Regions from separate parts of the Homo sapiens genome. Here all the other regions are linked to region 2. Evidence: chromatin contacts called from ENCODE Hi-C or POLR2A ChIA-PET data. All regions are on one chromosome and are shown on one strand. The core of a region is the stretch at or near the end of the contact, and the rest is flanking DNA. Distances in the headings are between cores, read along the strand shown.

Region 1 (4,478 bases), core at 1,196-3,695, 300 kb before region 2:
CCATGTGGAATCTTTCTTTCTTAAAGGGCATAGATAATGACTGTGCCCCATGAACTGAAGTCATGGTTGGTGAGTTTTCAGCCTCCATTTTTTTCAGTTTTTCAATTGCTGTTGGCCAGGAGCCCCTTCCAAAAATCAACACATCATGCCTCTATTCTGGAATAAGCATCTTCCAGGTAACCCTCAAATGGATCATATTTTGAGAATTGCAGGCTCACTTCAGTTAGCACGGCATTAGCAAGCTATTCTCTTTCTATCTTCTTCAGAGGTGTTTATTCAGTGGCTCCTGTCTGTGAAGGGTGTCTTCAATCTGCAGTCTGAAGGAAAGAATCTCCACCAGCCATATTTTTGCCAATGCTTGTCCCATTGTTTCTTCCTTGCCACTCCTCCAAAACACACACATACATTCTATACCTCTACTAGCACCCACTATAATCACTGTTTCTACATTCACAGATGCAAAATGCCTTTATGTTCAGAGATGGTTAACATTTTCTTTTTGTCACAAAATCTGTAGGTTGCTTTTTGGATTTTTAGTAATAATCTTACATAGAATACACTTACATAGGACATGGTTCCTAGCCAAAGACATCCAAAAGGTTTGCTCAAAAACATGTCTTGTTGGGTCAGCCTTTATTAAATCCTCCCCAGGAGCCGATATTTTGGGAACAAAATATTACTGGTAAAGAGAAGCATGTGAAGTTTCCAAAAGCAAAAGTGTCTGTAACCAATGAACAGATAAAATTTCAAGGCCTATACAGTAAAGCAGCTGTTAGATGATTTACTGGAAAATTCCTCCAAAACATAATAGAGGCTGCCCACTACAAAGGAAATATTTTTCCTTCAAGTGCATAATATTCAAGTTCAATATGTTATGTACTCAAATTACCTCTCTATTAAAATCTGGGGTTTTCACGATAACCTCCACCATGGGGACTTGATTCTCATTCCATCCCAATGAAAAGCCAGGACAGCACTGGTTGGTGTGAGATTCATGAGGTGAGTTCCAAACTCCAGAGACTCATTCCTTTTGTGCAGCTTCCAGTATCAATAACACAGGATAGGACTTCATTTCCCAGGCATATAAGTGACTCACACTAAACTAGACAAATTCGATAACCTCTCACTTTCATTTAGAGAAATGATCATAAAGCTGCCAGTGGGGCACCATGTGATTTTCAAGGCGGGCAGCACAATTGCAAAACAATACTTGCAGGAATCATAGAGGAAGAGAACAATTGTTTCCAGCACCTCCCTTATCTCACTATATGGACAGACAGTGCATAGAGGGACATTCTCAGATGCCACAGCACTTGAGTGTTTTGGTAAAGTCCTGATGGAGACCAGGGAAAGCGGCAAGAGAGTGAGGTGTGCAGCACACAGCACAGTCACTGCTCCACAGCACCAGAGATCTGGAGGCACACGTGGAACCAAATGGGCCAAAAAAAAAAAAAAAAAAAAAAAAGGAATTCATAGTCCTCAGGCCAAGAATTCTCCATTTAACCTCATTCTTGACTCTGCCAACCCACGCGATCATTTATTAGGAGTTAACAGAAACCTTTAGGGAGAGATTTGTTAAGGGTTACAGAATCAGAGCAAGGGAGGAGGAATACGTTTCTAGTGTTCTATACCACTGTAGGACTACTACAGTTAACAATATGTAGTTTCAAATAGCTAGAAGGAAGGATATTGAATGTTCCCAACACAAAGAAATGATAAATGTTTGAGATAATGGATATGCTAATTACCCTGATCTAATCATCATACATTATATGTATCAAAACATCCTTACATACCCCATGAATATGTACAATTATTATGTGTAAATTAAGAAAGAAAGAAATCTCTTGGACTCCATGTAATGTATTTACGCACAGAACACATTCTGGCTCAAACTAGGAGGTGGAGGTCTCCAACTGTACAAAGGGCACTATTGCACTTACTAGGGGTAAGGATTAGAGCTTTCGATCTACACAGGAAAAGTAGAAATGGCAGTCAAGAGCCACAGTGATGCAAGCTGAAGTCAAACCAAGAGGTGTTCCCTGCCACTTGTCTCTTATTTTGAACATGCCAACTAATTGCAGCCCACCCATCCATCCTTCCTTGTGCCAGAGGTGAGGGCTAAGCCATTGCTGCAGAAGTCCTCTTCAGCAGATAGCTGTTTATCTGGTCCTTGATTAATGGTAAGGGGGCTGCTCCTAGCTTTGTTTGGATGTTCAGACAGCAAGAGAGGACACTTGGTTTCAATATGTATATCTATTTGATTCAACCTCCAGCTAAACAATCCTGTTTTCCCTAAGAAATGAACATGGAAATGGTCAAATGTCCACAGGAACATTGGTACAGGAGGAGTATGTTCAATAATCACAAGATATGAGTCAGATGTTCAGAGTGTGATTTTGATATGAACCTTTATTGTGGGAGAGGGAGGGAGGGTTGAGCTATCTGAGAATCAGTTCTGGCTCAGTCCCTTGAGCCTGCTTGGGTGCGAAGGTTTCAGTTCTGTGTCAGTGACTCAGCTCTACTCTGTTCAGGGAAGATAAATTAGGTGCCACGTGCTTTACTCTTAGTGAAATAGGTTATTTTGGGGGAAATATGTGGAAAGTTACTTTTTAAGAAATTCCAGTGAATATGAAGGGCTCCTATCTGAAAAGATGCACATTTGGCTTGTTGTGAGAATTTTTTCCTTCCTTATGAAAAACATCTTGTCTTCAAATTTGTCTGGAACTGTTTACTACATTGCCCTTTTGAGTTGCACCAATAAGAAGGGAGTCAAACACCATTTCCAATAATACTCTGCTCAGTCATAGTGACAGTATGCCCCTGCCTCCCACGCTGCCACACCAGTCCCAGCCGAGGAGCACCTGTGAAGTCTGTTCTGCATCACAGCAGTAAGCAGTCACAGGGCCTATTAGTTATGCACAGCAGGAGAGACCTTGGGGTCAGTGTTAGAGTTATGTTTTTCATACGCATGCAAGACAGCTTACATTCTGCACTCTGGTGGCGTGCAGATGTCCTGGAGAGTAAGGCTCCTTTGGTTCCCTCACTTTTCCTTTTGCTAATAGACCCCAGGCTTTGTTCAGGGATCAGGCAACAATATGCTCATGGTAGTTAGGCTCAGTCTCAGAGAGGAGTCATGGATCATCCATTCCCCTTTGCCTGTGAATGGCGTAGGGATCATGCCAAAAAAAGAAACACTGCTTAGGGGTTTGGAAAAAGTATTTTCTTCCTAGTAAAAGAAATCTTGGTATGACTGAGCTGCTAAATCAATCCACCCTGCAACCCTAATTTTGGACTTCTTGTTTGGAGAGATAATAAATTCTTTATTGTTTAAACCCCATTGGATATAGTGAAAATTTCACCAAAAAGCATCCTAACTGGTCCTCACGGGTAGGAACCTGAATTTATTTCAACTTCTGGAAGACTGTTATGAGCCACAGACTGTCAACTCCTATACAAGCTGAGAAAATAAGCATTCATGGTAAACTGGGGTTATTGAGGAAATTGCAGTTGAATTTGCTCACCTGTAAAATGGGAATATCAGTAGTAACAATTTCAAAGTCTCATCCTGATGATTAATTTAACCCAGGCAAAGCTCTTAAAGCAGTGCCTGGCACATAGAAAAGACACAATTTAATTATCAAGTGTTGTTATAGAGATGAGGAGGCAAGAAGGATTGATCACTTGGGGCTAAATTAGGGATACCAACTAGGAACAAAGATACTCACTTGCAAAGAGAAAGATGATGGCAGACACTCTGGCATGGCTGGCTAGTAGTAAAGTAATATAGAGGAGATCATAATTACAGTTTACCAAGCCCTCTTCATCATGTTCATTCCCTTTGCATGAACACAATTTCCTCAATACCTACAGTTTACCATTAATGCTTATTTTTTCAACGTATATAGGAGTTGATAGTTTGTGGCTTATAATACTCTTCCAGAAATCGAAAGTAAATTCAGGTTCCTACCCCTGAAGACCAGTTAGGATGATTTTTGGTGCAATTTTCACTATATCAAATGGAGTTTAAACAATAAGGAATTTATCATCTCTCTATACAAGAAGTCCAAAATTAGGGTTGCAGGGTGGATTGATTTAGCAGCTCAGTCATATCAAGCTTTCTTTTATTAGGAAGAAAAGCCTTTTTCCGAAGCCCCATGTACTCCCGCTAACTACATGGGTGAGCTGGCTGTGACTGCAGCTCTCATCCAGAATTTGTCTCTAGGGTTGGTTTAGTTCACCTGGTGTGATAGACTGAATAATGAATGACCACTGTCCCCAAAGATGTCAATGTCCTAATCCTTGGAACCTATGAAAATGTTAATTTAGTTCAATGATAAAAGGGACTTAGCACATGTTATTACATTAGGGATCGTGAGATCGAGAGATTATCCTGAATTATCCAGGAGAGCCCAAGATCCTTATAAAAAGGAGGAAAGTCAATACTAGGAGATGTGATGATGGAAGCCACAGACTGG
Region 2 (4,533 bases), core at 80-2,579:
GACCTTGAGTTTCATTTCTGGGGGGATGGCTTGCAAGAGATTTACTTTTTATTCTTAGTCAAAGAAACTTTGAAATAGTTGTCTAACATGGGAATAAGAGTGAGAGACTCTGAGCCATTAATAGTGTGCATGGTGCACCTCCACATCATGGGTTACTTTGGCTACTTTTCCTTCACTGATTCAGTCCCCCTGACAGATATTATGTTCCATAATGTTTCTCTGTTATTTATTTAACAGCTTTTTGTCAGTGTGAGTGATACAGCATATTCAATGATATATTTTTCATGGTATCTAATACACATTGTCACAGTATACCTTTAACAATAGTCCTGAAACTCAAAAAACAAACTGTAAGAGAACGAACAAAATTTCTATAGCTAACAATTTAATTTGGGAGGTCAAATACATACTTGGAAATGTGAATATTGTAAATCAAATAAAGTAATCAATTAACAAACAGATTCCTTGCCTTGGGAATTTTTTTTTTTTTTTTTTTTTGAGACAGAGTCTCGCTCTGTCACCCAGGCTGGAGTGCAGTGGCACGATCTCAGCTCACTGCAACCTCCGCCTTCTGGGCTCAAGCAATTCTTGTGCCTCAGCCTCCCGAGTAGCTGGGATTACAGGCGCGCACTACCATGCTTGGCTAATTTTTGTATTTTTCGTAGAGACGGAGTTTCACTATGTTGGCCAGGCTCATATTGAACTCCTGACCTCAGGTGATCCGCCCACCTTGGCCTCCCAAGTGCTGGGATTATAGGCATGAGCCACCACACCTGTCCACCTTGGGATTCTTATTCTTCTGTCATTCTTTCCACTGATGACCAATTTTAACTGTGCTGGGTAGGACACAGACATAGGCATAGAAAGAGCAAATAAGTACTAAATAGCCACAGGCTACTAAAATGTCACTCAACTAAATGCTGTATTTTGATACTGCATTTGACAGCTGACGTAATGTACAAGAAAGTATTTAACAGATACATGTTCAGGAACATGATCACAGTAATAAAGCAACAGATGCTTAAGTGTTTCTGCTTTCCACATAGGGTATCCATAGAGACTATTAAAAAGACTTCCAGGGAAAGGTAGGATCTGTCATTAAAAATGCATCTCCTCATATGAGAGATACAGTAAACACAAACCTTCAAGATGCCCATAATTTTTAATGTACTTTTAAAAAGACATTTATACTATGCAGCTCATTTCTGCAAAATGTGACTTGATTACAAAGTACTCAGTGGCTTACATTATTTATTTAAGAAGACTGAGTCACTTTCCTAAAGTTTTACAGCTAACCTAGTCTGTGAAAAAATTCTAAAGCTTAAAAGCTCTCAAGGAAATGAACCAAAACATTCTGGAAAATTCATTCTCTGCAGGGAAGATAATCGTGGCTATAAGACCAGTCAGCCTAAGGAAGTACACAGGGAAGAAGAATGACCTCATGTAACAGATCCTCAGATCTTTTGAAGGAAATAATAATAACAAAAAAGAACATGTCTGTCTTCCTGCTTAAGATATGTAGCAGAAAGCCAGACACTTCTTCAAGTATTCCTTCAGGTTGTATTTCAGGCCTGTTACATATTTCAGCATCACACTGCCAACCTTCTCTATAGAACCCAGAATTTCTTGTGAAATTATGTCACTGTGAGTGTTTTAGGCCTCACATTCATCTGAGAAAAACACTCTAGTAATATATAATGGAACCATGCAATGGCTATGGTTGGCTAACCATGTTATACTACATTTTTACTAAATGCAATTGAGTGCCAGAAAAAAGTCTTCTGTTTGAATCCATACAATAAAGAGCTTAGCAACTTGTAGTATCCACATAGGATACTCTTGATTTTTGTAATAATTGAGGAGAAACATGGCACTTGAGTTGGAGACTGGGCGTAAGTCCCATTACATGAACTTTAATAGTTAAAAAGCATAATTCTCCCTATGATTTGCCCCATGAATATATACTTACTTGCCTAAGCATTAGTCATGCCTCTCTCTGTCATGTCTGCTAGGATTCTGTAATAAAGAGATTCTTCAAAGTCTCTTCCTAGACCTTCTAGGAGAAGAAAATGATGTTTTTATTTCCCAAAACCCAGTAAGCTTGTCCTGACCAGCCAGGAAGGTTCAGAGGGTCTTCTACTGCCTCCCCTAGTCAAAGATCTGTAACTTCAGAATTAGTGTCACTTTTTAATTGTGGTGAAAGCCTCAAAATACATTAAACCCCAAAGAGATTTTCACTACTGAGATTTTTATCATCTTGGAAAATGTTTCCTGTCTTTTGGCACATTTCTGCATTCAAACATTTCCTGATCTTCCAGGTCACCAGTTCCAGTGCTCCCACTACAGAAACCCTTCCATCTCAAGCTCTCCAATCCACTTTTTCTCCATTAATCACCCCCAGTTATCAATTTCCTCCTTATCCTGCCAGATTCCCTGATCCATTCTTATAATCATCCTGTTGGTAATATTTCTTTTTTTTTCTTTTTTCTTCTCTTTTTTTTTTTTTTTTTTTTTTTGAGACATAGTCTCGCTCTGTCACCCAGCCTGGAGTGCAGTGGTGCAATCTCGGCTCGCTGCAAGCTCTGCCTCCCAGGTTCACGCCATTCTCCTGCCTCAGCCTCCCAAGTAGCTGGGACTACAGGTGTCCGCCACCACTCCCGGCAAATTTTTTTTTTTTTGTATTTTTAGTAGAGATGGGGTTTCACCATGTTAGCCAGGATGGTCTCAATCTCCTGACCTCGTGATCCGCCCGCCTCGGCCTCCCAAAGTGCTGGGATTACAGGTGTGAGCCATCGCGCCCGGCCCCTCCTGTTGGTAATATTTCTAACTCCATCTTCCGTCTCCCCTTCCACTGTACTCCCCTGGAAAAACCCAACAGTGATTAAACTAGCTACTACTTAAACCACACCTGCAGTCCAGCTGGTAGAAGAATAAAACAAAACCAAACACAAGCATGCTCATGAGTCTTACTTTAGACTCAGGACCACAAATCTTGCAGGGGACTCAATACTGCCAGGCAACTTTGCCACAGTGCTCTACATACGTGTTTCCTCACTTCTCCAGGTGACGATATCACATGTCTACCTCTCTCCTCTAGCTCCCCACCACTTTCAAATGCATAAAGAACAGAAGCAAACAGATTCACCTTTTCAATGCCACATCTACCACTCATCTGCCATACTTCTCTGTGTTCCCTTTTGCTCTTCTGGATGAAATGTCTCTGCTCCTGTTGAAGTCCAACCCCCCATCTTATGCTCTAAATCCCATCTGCTCACACCTTCCCAAGGATTTATCTCCAATAATTATCCCTCCTTGTGCACATCAATGTCATGTGGACAATGTCTACTAGATCATATTCATTAATGTGCAAACATACCAGATATCTTTACTTTGTTCTGAATTCTCCAGTAGGCATTCCCCATTGCTTTGTCCCCCTTCACAGCAAACTTCTTAAGGGAATTCTCTACAGCTGAAATACCCACTTCCTCACCTCACATCTCTTTCTCAACTCATTTCATTTCAACTTCTACCCCCACCAATCCTGTCAAGACACCAGCCGACAGCTTCCCTTGACACATTGCCAAGCCCAGTGGTCGCTTCTCTGTTCTTACACTGCTTGACCTCCCTCCTACTTGATTATCCCCTACTTTCTTCTAGTAGCTTCCAGGACACCTCATTCTCATGGTTTTCCTCACTGACTATTCTTTTTCAGCCTTCTGTGCCTCCTCTCTGGGCTCAGCCTCCAAGCTAGAACCCCTTCCTTTCTCTGTGTACACTGTCCTTCAGGGTAACCTCCTCCAGCTCCATCTATGTGCCAGTGATTCCTACACTAGAGATTTGCAGACCCAGCTTCTTCCTTCTTGACATATTCACCAAGATGACTGATAGGCAAGTCAAATTTCACAGGGTCAAAACAATTCCTGACTCTCCTTTTCCTCCTCATTCCCCATAATTACTTTTCCTTCAGTAAATTGTCCTACTCTGGCCAACAATCAAGGAACCACACCTGATACTTCTGTTTCCCACACCAATCTAAGCCATGAGGAGTTTCTCTTTATACCATCTTCAGTGATACCCTACACATATTCTACTTTTATCAACTTTTCTATTATTAGCCCAGTATAAGCCCATATTCCCTCTCATCTGCACTGCTACAAGACTGACCTATAATCCATTCTCCTCCAAAAGCCAGAGTCATCTTCTAAAAGTCAAACCTTATTAATCTCCTGCTTAAAATCCTGGTCTCCACTGTACTTGGAATAAAACCCAAACTCCTTATGTTGGTTGACAAAGTTCTCTGTGATCTGACCCCAACCTTCTTCTCTGAACCCACTGTGTCCCATTTCCACCTGGCCCGCCATGCTCCAGCCACTCTGGCCCTCTCTCTGTTCCTGACACCTGCCAAGCTCGTTCCTGCTTAGGGCCTTAGGAACCATTCTCTGCCTAGAATGCTCCTACCTCTGATGTTGGCAATGCTTGTTCCTTCTTGTCACTCAGCCTAAACATCACCTTGCAGAAAGGTCTTTCCTGACT
Region 3 (4,139 bases), core at 851-3,350, 270 kb before region 2:
AGCCTGTACATAGGGGACCTTGGACCATTTGCCCTTCTGTCTACAGAAAAGATCTAATTGTTGGATAAGATTAAAGTCAAGGTTTCCTTCAGCTGGCCAGGTCTGTTCACTCTTGGGATGGTAAGACGACCATGCACTTGGGCAAAATAAAATTAGTTTTGGGGTCAAAGGAGTTCAAAATGCACTCCAGAGGTGTGCAGGCTGAAGATGGCTTGCTACCCATCCTAGAAAAGAGACAAGAGAAGAGGCATTCCTCAGTCTCCTTGTTCTTTTTGGTATGACCCAAGGTAGAGGGGAAGACAATGGGAGCGTCCCCCTGACTGTTCCCCTCCCTGGTCCCTGGGTCCCAGCACTGTGTGTGCCACCCAGTGGTTGCAGGCATGACCCTCAAACCATGGTCCCAGAGAAGCTAAATAATGGGGATAGTCACGCATACCCATGTAGCCTTTGTCCCCTGCCTGGTGATTGCCGTTTGATCTTCCAGACTTGTGTGACCTGCGTGGCTCCTTGATGGGTGAGTCTTGAGAGAGATTATGTAACAGTTGCATTTGAGCAAGGTCCTTTAATGGAGGGAGTATACTGGACTGAGCTTCATACTCTACTATTATGGACCGGACTAGAGAATGTATTCTTAGGTGGCAGTTCTAGTTAACTTCCAGACATAAAATCCCCTTTCTATTTAGATGCCATTCTAGTTGTAGGCGGAATAAGTGTCTCAAAAGAACATAAGGGTCAATTGGTGGGTGGCCTTCCTGCTAATGGAGAGTTGGTCAAAAAAAAAAAAAAAAAGAATTTTAGACCGGCTATAGGAGATATGCTGTTTATCTCTGAATGTTTCTGCTGCCTATAAGGCTTTTCTGTGACAGAGTTTGGCTTAAAAGTAACATAGCATCTCTCTCTATGTTAGATTAAACACTTGGGTTAAATTTTGGAAAGCCTCTATATACGTATCAGGGTCATCAGAAAATCTGCCCAAGCTGTCCAAGTGTCTCTTTATTTCCCTAAGGTCCTGTAATGAGAAGGGAACATGTACCCTAGCGGTACATGTTGAGACTAAAATTTGGTTTTGGAGGACATATTTCTCCTCATTGCTGAAAGCAGAGATCTCCTGCTTGCAGAGGGGGCATAACGTCGGTCTCTAGCAGATGTAAAAAAGAGAAGAACTGGAAAACTAGAGGCTTTTGGCAAAGGGCATACAAGGTCGCCCAGGGAGGGAATTCTCATCCCACTAGGTGGCGCTGTAAGCCTTGAAATACCAGGCAGTAACTTTGCCTCCATATGCCCTCTGAACAAAGGACAGAGAGGGAAGTCTGACATGTGGCAAGTTGTTCCCAGCATACCTCCTAGCAGGAGAAAGTTCATTTGTCTCATAGAGGGGCTATCCAGTACAACTGGGCAGTATTGGCTCCCCACATGGGAAAGGAAACAGCCCAGGTGGAAAGAGAGATGTTCGCTGGGTGGGGCATGACCTCCTACCCAACCCCAGGAAGTGCTATCATTAGGAGTTAAGTAGTCTTTGAGATCTGGATCATGAAGTCCCCCTGTCTGTAGAAAGTCACGAAAACAGCAAACTTTGACCTGCATTCCTGATTGCTAAGGTGGTTGCTAAGCTTGCCTAATTGAATTATTTCCCCGGGATGTAAAAACTCCTACAGCAGTGCATACAGAGACGGCACAAGAGACATGGTGACTGTGGAAAGGAAAGGAGGAAACTAAGGTTCGCATAGGAAAGCTTGGTGATCCTATGGCCGACACCTGGTTGGGCAATTGGAGGCTGGGGTCAGTCCAGGAGTAGCCCTGGCCAGAAATCCTCAGTTGCTCCAGGACCTCTTCCAGACCCATGCAATAGCAAAGTTGTGTGTGACAGAAAACTAGTTTGGACAGAGCCAACATTCCCAGCACCATGAGGGCACTGGGGATGGACTAAGTCCTCCCCAGCAAGCCTCACATTTGAGTCTTTTAAGACCGGCAGCTAGCCCTTGTGGCTCATTAATCAGCAGACAGATACCTTGTTTTTTTGATAGTTCTTTGAGAGAATAAAAACTGAGGATGAGAAGCCTCAGAAGTGAAAGTAGAGAGTCTGCTCCCTTACCCTTCTGATTAATTCACCTTCAAATCCTGGGCGAGCCCCCAAAATGAAGCAGCCTCATTGTCTGGGGTAAACACCAAGGTTCTTGGTCTCATGGCCAAGGAAATTGAGGTTGCAGACAAACCCACACAGAAACTGGAGCAGGAGTTTAACAGGTAAAAGGAAAGAACAGCTGTCAGAGAGGGGTCCCCAGTGGGTTTCCAGTAAAAATGTCAGGGTTTTTATACATGGGCTACTGAGGAAGGGGGCATCTTATCCTCCTAGGGCCTGAAGCTTTAGTTGGGACCAGGTGTGCTATCTGCATAGAGCATGAGTTTCTATCAGCCTTTACCTGATTCCTTGACAACCTAGGCAGACTCTTAATCTGTGTTGCTGTGTGCTGCTTTGTGTCACTTATTTGGGAGGGAGAGTTTCTGTGACTGTTCCCAGACATTTTTTTCCAGCTGCAGGTATCCCCCTCCAATATCCACTTCTGGCTTCCCTAGCTTAGTGTGCCTAAAGGAAAGGAATGTGCTTATTAAGGCCCACTGTTTTTACTGGGGCCCACTATATGAGTGTGAAGTTTGGTGATTACCCGGGAGACTCACCCCCTCCTTCTGTGCCCCAGTTGTTTATCTGTGTTTTACAGCCTCATCTTCTTACCTGTCCATGTGCAGCCTGAGTTTTTTCCAAGGTTGTTTTATTTTTTGCCTGTTGCTGTGTGACTTTTCAGGCAGGCTGCTTCTGCAGTCTGAATTTTTCCAATCATTTTTCCCTTTCCTTCTCCCTCAAAAACAAGTTAGGTAAGCTTCATTCAGGCATGAATTACAGTGCTATTGCCTGTTAGTTCAATGTTAATGAACCAACAATATATATTAAATGTACAATTAAATAGAAATACACAAAACTATGCATTGATCAATTGTTTAAAATGCTATGAACAGAGCCTTGCAGGAACCTAACTCTGTATTTCCCCTAGGAGCAATGATTAGTAACTAAAGTATGGGAACTTTATAGAACATAACTACCATGAATAATGAGAATTGACTGTACCTTAGTCTACAACCAGATTATAAATATCTTGAAGAATCTCTCATTCATCTTGTGTGTAACACGTAGTGCACTATAGTGCAACATGTAGTACAGTTAAATTCATTGACATTTTCTAAAAATTATTCCTTGATACCAGCGAATAGACCTACTTGTTTTCAGATTTATATGCCTTTACAGATATGTTTATTAGACACAAAGAGGGTTCATAGATGACCTAGGTCAAAGGCTAGAACATGCAGACATACTTTTAAGAACAATAAATTTAGAAATGCTTTGAAACAAATGACAACCACAGATATAAAAAAGTGCTTTTTAATTTTTAGCCAGAATGGTCAAGTTGATGTAGATTTTTTTTACTGGAATACTCATAATAATGTCTGTCTATATGCCTTAAGCAAGATTATTATTTAATAAAATATGGCAGGAAGTTGTAATTTATGGAAAATTTACAATTATTCTTTAAAATACTTTTATAAAATTATAAATTGATAATAATCCCCCCAAACTGAAGTGAAATACTTTTAATACTACTTGAAATTAAAGTACAGTTGTTTATACAACAATGAATAAGGACAAGATATCAAACTGAAAATTCAAAAATAAACAGAAGAAATGTAAACAGTTCTAAAATATCAGTATTTATAAATGTTGCTTAGAGGAAGGCTATTCAAAGCATGGTCCATTAACTATTTGTGAGCTGTCCAGAATGAAAGAGGCTTGTGCCAGAATGAAAATCAATTACATCACTAATCATACTGGCTCAGTTGACTTTTTTTAAATAACAAGACTTCTTTGATAAAGGAAGCAATGTGTTGATTTATATTCTGGCACAAGTACCTTATTACTGACTAGAGCAGGGGTCCCCAGTCCCCAGGCCACGACCGGGCTGCATAGAAGGTGGGGGGCGGTGCCAAGCATTACTGCCTGAGCTCAGTTTCCTGTTAGATCAGCCATGGCATTAGATTCTCAAAGGAGCTCGAATCCTGCTGTGAACCACACGTGCAAGAGATCTAGGTTG

The links. Hi-C counts contacts between places; a loop is a spot of excess contacts on that map. ChIA-PET counts read pairs that join two places held with the same protein, here RNA polymerase II (POLR2A). Pooled maps may share reads with other maps.
Region 1: a loop to region 2 is called in a pooled map, with 2.7 times the contacts of the local background. The contact joins two enhancer-like sites. A Hi-C loop is called at or near these places in 2 of 50 pooled maps. POLR2A ChIA-PET finds 5 or more read pairs at or near these places in 3 of 52 experiments (BJ, CD8-positive, alpha-beta memory T cell and activated T-cell).
Region 3: a loop to region 2 is called in a map of K562, with 4 times the contacts of the local background. The contact joins two enhancer-like sites. A Hi-C loop is called at or near these places in 1 of 168 maps with a recorded cell type or tissue (K562) and 3 of 50 pooled maps. POLR2A ChIA-PET finds 5 or more read pairs at or near these places in 2 of 52 experiments (BJ and OCI-LY7).

Annotation. Positions count from the first base shown.
Region 1 is chr2:196,098,951-196,103,428 of GRCh38, forward strand. No RefSeq gene overlaps it. Among named protein-coding and RNA genes, the nearest start is that of DNAH7, 32 kb to the left of the region's middle. RefSeq lists enhancers at 2,013-2,102, 2,123-2,272, 2,543-2,642. Within about 2 kb of position 2,446, at least 5 of the 41 ENCODE cell types and tissues checked have a DNase peak (open chromatin) inside an H3K27ac peak, as active enhancers do.
Region 2 is chr2:196,402,327-196,406,859 of GRCh38, forward strand. The region is part of intron 2 of HECW2 (HECT, C2 and WW domain containing E3 ubiquitin protein ligase 2); the gene reads right to left. Among named protein-coding and RNA genes, the nearest start is that of HECW2-AS1, 140 kb to the left of the region's middle. RefSeq lists a silencer at 2,658-2,848. Within about 2 kb of position 1,330, at least 2 of the 41 ENCODE cell types and tissues checked have a DNase peak (open chromatin) inside an H3K27ac peak, as active enhancers do.
Region 3 is chr2:196,130,296-196,134,434 of GRCh38, forward strand. STK17B (serine/threonine kinase 17b) reads right to left here. Exons shown (of 8, transcript NM_004226.4): 8 at 3,288-4,139. Among named protein-coding and RNA genes, the nearest start is that of STK17B, 39 kb to the right of the region's middle. Within about 2 kb of position 2,101, at least 5 of the 41 ENCODE cell types and tissues checked have a DNase peak (open chromatin) inside an H3K27ac peak, as active enhancers do.